Regions from separate parts of the Homo sapiens genome. Here region 1 is linked to region 2. A link is a contact called in ENCODE Hi-C or POLR2A ChIA-PET data. All regions are on one chromosome and are shown on one strand. The core of a region is the stretch at or near the end of the contact, and the rest is flanking DNA. Distances in the headings are between cores, read along the strand shown. Region 1 holds the start of SLC25A42 (solute carrier family 25 member 42). Region 2 holds the start of PGLS-DT (PGLS divergent transcript).

What was found. A loop is a pair of places that touch in the nucleus more often than their neighbours do. ChIA-PET counts read pairs that join two places held with the same protein, here RNA polymerase II (POLR2A). Pooled maps may share reads with other maps.
Region 1: a pooled map shows a loop between it and region 2 (14-fold over the local background). The contact joins the promoter of SLC25A42 here to the promoter of PGLS-DT in region 2. A Hi-C loop is called at or near these places in 5 of 50 pooled maps. POLR2A ChIA-PET finds 5 or more read pairs at or near these places in 2 of 52 experiments (BJ and activated CD4-positive, alpha-beta T cell).

What each region holds. Positions count from the first base shown.
Region 1 is chr19:19,062,647-19,065,346 of GRCh38, reverse strand. It overlaps SLC25A42 (solute carrier family 25 member 42), which reads right to left and starts at 1,353. Exons shown (of 8, transcript NM_178526.5): 1 at 1,232-1,353. It overlaps LOC124904655 (a long non-coding RNA gene), which reads left to right and starts at 1,822. Exons shown (of 3, transcript XR_007067160.1): 1 at 1,822-2,157. RefSeq lists silencers at 1,182-1,451, 1,712-1,881.
Region 2 is chr19:17,510,559-17,513,258 of GRCh38, reverse strand. PGLS-DT (PGLS divergent transcript) reads left to right here and starts at 1,370. Exons shown (of 3, transcript NR_147835.1): 1 at 1,370-1,916. PGLS (6-phosphogluconolactonase) reads right to left here and starts at 1,610. Exons shown (of 5, transcript NM_012088.3): 1 at 1,299-1,610. The coding sequence starts at 1,586. RefSeq lists enhancers at 137-792, 623-882, 845-1,139, 1,633-1,882, 1,450-2,106 and 1 more and silencers at 845-1,139, 1,383-1,432, 1,443-1,572.

The sequences.
Region 1 (2,700 bases), core at 104-2,603, 1.6 Mb before region 2:
ACTCTTTATCGGCTTCAAGGGCCCAGGGAGTGTCGGAGAGGGGTCCCGGGTCTGCAAGAGCTGGGAGCCCCGGCCCCGGCAACCCCCTCTCCGGCATCCTGCAGGAGGCACCCAAGATGATGAGCCCCCCTCCTCCGGCAGCGTCTCCACCGCCAGCCTGCCCCAGGACTCCGAGACACACGCTTGGCAGAGGGGCCGTCCCTTCCAGCTAAGCCTTTCCGGACCCAGTCAAAGTCACGACTCCTGCCAATCCCTCTGAGATAAACATAACAGATGGGCCCAAACGCGGTGGGTCCACAGCAGAGGGTCAGCGATGCCCAGGGTAGAATAGGCTCTGCCTCTAGCATTCAAGTGGTTTAGGTCTGTGGCTGGTAAAATGGAGATGATTCCGGTTTGGTCTGACAGATGGGATTATTCTAAGGTCCGGAAATCACTTTATAGACTGTCAAGCACTGTTAGAAATGAACACTGGGGTAAGCTTTTGTTTGGGGAGGGGAGGGTGCAGCGATCCTGAGATACCAAGGCTTGGGGGACTATTGGAGGACCTGGGGGATTCGGGGGGATTATTACAGAGGGTGTGCGAACACAGGTGCACGTGGAAGAAAGCCCAAGGTGGGAGAGAGAAAAGGGGGAGACAGAGGTGTGGGGCTGCCAGGGCAGAGGGCAGGTGCCAGGGGGAAGGTCCCTGAGAAGAGAGACACAGGTTGCTGGGGGAGTGGGCACGAGAGTAGCGAGCAGATACCTGGATATGAGGAAAGGCAGTGGGGGACGGGACTAGGTCCAGGTGTGAGTTGCGAGGCCATGAGTTAGGAGTCACAGGCTCAGGTGTGGGTGTGGGGGTGTCATCGACAAGGACAGACTCAGGTGATGTGGGGGGTGTTCGTGAGTGGGGGCGGGTGTTCGTGAGTGGGGGCGCGGTGTCAGGTGTGTGAGGGGGATGTCAGACCCAGCTGTGCGGGGCGCCGGGGACAAGGCCCCAGGGGTGTGGGAGATGTCAGCAAGGACAGTCTAAAGTGTATGGGGGATGTCAACGAAAAGGGACGTGGTGTCAGGCGTGCGTGGACTGCGGGTGACGGGCTCAAACCTGGATGCAGTAGCCCCCAGGGGGCAGTAGACGTGGAGTGTGGGGTTGGGGGGGGTCTTTAACCTCTTCCTGCCCTCGCGACGCTACTGTCATGCCCCGCCTCATCCGCCCCTCGCCCCGGGATCCATGACAGGACCCGTGCCTCACCTCAGTTCAGCCCGACAGGCGCGGGCCGCTGACGCTTGGGCCCCCCCGGCGCCCCCCGCGCCCCCTCACCGGCCCGGACGCGTCGCCGCCGCCGCTACCTCCAGCCGCCACGGCCCCGCCTCGCGCACCCCCAGAGCGCGCCACGGGAGGGGTCCACGCCACGCCCCGATTGGCTGCTCCCTGGCCAGTCAGCGCTGGAAGCGACAGTGATTGGCGAGTATGAAGCAGATGGGCAGCCCCTAAAGCCAATCGCTGATTGGCAGAGGTGGGGCTATTGGGAGAGGCCTGGGGTGCCTGAGTGGTCCCTCAGGGTGCTAGGCGCTGGGAGGCGAGGGCCTGGAGGCAGGCGAGGATTGGAATCTTGGCAGAAAACAGGCAGAACTGTCGGCCAATCGCTGGGGGCCAGGGGCGGGGCTACGAAGAAACTGGCGCTACCGGTGGGGCAGAGGCGAGAGGAACGGAGGGCGTAGCTTGGGGGGAGACCGGGATTGGCCGCAAAGCCGAAGACTGGCAGGCCCCGCGGCCAGTCGCAGCGGCCGTGGGCGGTACGCCCCCAGGGGAGGGCTGGAGCGTTCAAGGTGCAGTCCGACCCGGAGCGCGGCAACCCGACGTGGCCTCGGACGCCTGGCGCAGGGTCCCCTGAGGCTCTCGTGTAGAGCCCGCCCTCTGGCCACCTAGCACAGAAGCGGATGTGAACTTGGACCATCAAGGCTGAAGGACTCCTGGATAATTCTCTATCCCCTTACTCCCCACTAATCCCCTGCAGACGACACGGAGAGGGCAGATTCGCTGGAGGTCACTCTGAACTGCCCTCTCCATCTCGAGGTGGTGTGAAGACATGGAAATAAGGGGCGGAATCCTACTGAAACGCGCTGCGTGGTTTTCTGAGTGTCTGACCTCTCTGCGTCCCAGCTTTCCCCGCCACGGTATCCAGTGACATCCCTGTTGGGCCTTCTCCCTGCCAAGTCTTTTTTTGAATTAACTGAATCTTAACCACAATCCCATGAGGTCAGAGAGACCACTGGCTCCTTTTACAGAAACCAGAGCACAGAGAGGTCAAGCTCCTTGCCCAAGGTTACACAGCATTCTCTGGTTGCTAAACCAGAGAATGAATCTAGAGCAGCCTGCTTTTTGGAAAGAGTGTGTCAGAGAAGAGCCACTGGGGGCCTCAGAGACCTGGGTTTGAATCCTTGTCCAATCACTGGCCCACCACACAACCTTGGGCAAAAGCCCTTGTGAGCCTCAGCTGTTTCATTTGGAAAAGAGGGGGGAAAATGATTCCTATGCCTTGATCTTTCCTCTCTGGGGTTGCTTCCCTGGGAAAATTTACAACTCAGCTCTCATTTTAATTATCTGGTGAAAGCATTTGACCCTGAGCAGGTCATGTGCGGCCTGTGAGCCTCAGCTCCTCTGTGAAGTGCAGAAAAATGCCGGCAGTTTAGGGAGACACCTGCCATCCCAGGCATGGC
Region 2 (2,700 bases), core at 121-2,620:
CGCACCCAGCCAATTTTTGTATTTTTTTTTAGTAGAGACAGAGTTTTGCCATGTTGGCCAGGCTGGTCTCGAAATCCTGACCTCAGGTGATCTACTCACGTCGGCCTCCCAAAGTGCTGGGATTACACGCGTGAGCCACCGCACCCGGCCAAAACTTTTTAATGATGCTCTTGGAAAACACACACAGGAAGGCGGAAGTTAAATGTGTACCCAACTACGAAGTCAGATGAGGCAGGATCACACCCTGGCTGCCCCTCTGGTCACTAGATGCCTTGGGCAGGTAAGCTCACCTCTTCTGGCCTCAGTTTCTCCATCTGTGAAATGAGTGTAACATCTCATAGGCTGTGGTACGGACTCATGAATTGATGCATATAAAGCGTTCAGTAAGCCTTTTCTCTTAATAAAAAACCCACAAAACCATCATCAGCTCAAGATTCTATGCAAAGAGAAGACGGCACACCCAGCATGGGGTGTCCCTTGACGCTGCCAGACTCAAGTGACTTGAGGTTCCTGGCCTTTGAGCCCGCCCCTCCCACTCTTCCCTCGGCCAGGCCAAGGCTCCTCCAAGCCTCAGTTACCCTGTCTTTAAAAGAGCGCGCTCCTCTGATTCTATAGAATCCTGAGGCTCAAAGCCAAAGATGAACAGCCTGGAAGCAGAGCCATCAGAGCGGCAAAGCTGCCCAGGGATCCCCGAGAACTCGCTGGGGTTAGAGATCAGGACCCTGAGATTCAGGCTCTACACCTGATTCCTCGTGCCCCCGTCCGCTACGGGGCTGAGTTATGGGCATCGTTTGACATGGGCCACTCGGATTCCCTTCCAGGCCCTTGCCCGTGCCGTTCCCTCTGCCTGGCCACCGGATGAAGCAGGAAGACGGACTGCAAGTAGACCATTTCTAGCCCTGCCTAGATAAAGGCAGAGGGCGCAGTGAGGTCCTGCGGGACCCACTGTAGGCGGGGTTCAGGAGGCGGGCGAGCCCTGTCGGCTAGACCCCCAGCGGCCCCCGTAGTCGAGGTGCAGGCAGTGGGCGTGACCATCTCGGCATGACCCCCAGTGGCCCCCGTAGCCGAGGGCAACCGGTGGGCGCGGCCCTCTTGGCATGACCCCCAGCGACCCACGTAGCCGAGGTGCAGGCAGTGGGCACGGCCCTCTTGGCATGATACCCAGTGGCCCCCGTAGCCGAGGTGCAGACAGTGGGCGCGGCCCTTTCGGCATGGCCCCCGGCGGCCTCCGTAGCCGGGGTGTAGGCGGTGGCTGTGGCCCTCTCGGCGTGATCCCCGGCGGCCCCCGTAGCTCTCACCCGGTAGAGGCCGTACGTGCTCTCGGCGTGATCGAAGGGCACGAGGCGCTCGTCGCAGAAGCCCAGCGTCCAGCGCGCTAAGCTAGCTGGCCCGGCAGGGGCGACGGCGGCGGGTAGCTCGCGGGCTAGCATCGAGACGAGGCTCCCGCCCGACAGGCCGAGCGCGAAACGGGCGCGGGCCCCTGCCAGGCAGCATGCTGCGCGCTGGGCCACCAGCTGCGCTAGCGCCGCACCCAGCTCCTGGGAACTCGAGAACACCGAGATGAGGCCCGGGGCCGGCGCGGCCATGGCGAGGGCGGCGGCGGGGAGGAGGAAGCGCTCCCTACGGCCGTCGCTAGTACGCCTGCGCAAGGGCCGGCCCTGCCGCTTGGTTTCGAGTACTTTGGGTGATTGTCTTTGGCACATGCGCAGTGAGGCAAGTGAAGCACCGCGAAGGTCGGGCAGTCGGTCCGGCCCTACCCATTGAATCTTTGCCTGCTGTGCCTGAGTCGAAGTGAGTTCGGGAAGCCAGTGCCCGAATGCTCAACCTTGCTGTATCAGGGAGGGCCGGAGAGGGGAGCTCAAGAAGAGGACGTCCTATCGAGGTGGCAGGGATTTTCTGAAGGAGGGCGTATTTTGGTGAGTTTTAAAATTCCTGCACCGCCGGGCGCGGTGGCTGACGCCTGTAATCCCAACACTTTGGGAGGCCGAGGCGGGCGGATCACGAGGTCAGGAGATCGAGACCATCCTGGCTAACACGGTGAAACCCCGTCTCTACTGAAAACACAAAAAATTAACCGGGCGTAGTGGCGGGCGCCTGTAGTCCCAGCTACTCGGGAGGCTGAGGCAGGAGAATCGCTTGAACCGGGGTGGCGGAGGTTGCAGTGAGCCGAGATCGTGCCACTGCACCCCAGCTTGGGCGACAGAGCGAGGCTCCATCTCAAAAAAAAGTAGGGGATGAAAATATGCTTGTTGAATTTTTTTTTTTTTTTTTTTTACATTTTCCGGACGGACGGGCTCTTGCTATATGGTCTAGGCTGATCTTGAACCCCTGGGCTCAAGCGATCTTCCTGCCTCGGCCTCCCAAAGTGGTAGCATTCAGGCGAAAGCCACTGCGCCTGGCCATGCTTGTTGAATTTTTTAAGCTAACCCTCCTAGTGTGGTGGTGTGTCCCTCTGAGTGCCCAGAAAGGCCTCCAATCGAGTTCTTGCCTGGACAGAGGGCTGGAAGGGGAAGAAGGCCTGGTGGGCCTGGGGAGGCTGGGCCACTTCTGAGAGTGGGATATTTCAGTGATGTGTGTAAGCGCAGTTCAACTCACACAGGTAGTGGATTTTAAAATCAGTAGCAAATTAAGAAAACAATTCCATTTACCATAGCATCATAAAGTATAAAGTAGGCATAAATTTAATAAAAGAAGTACAAG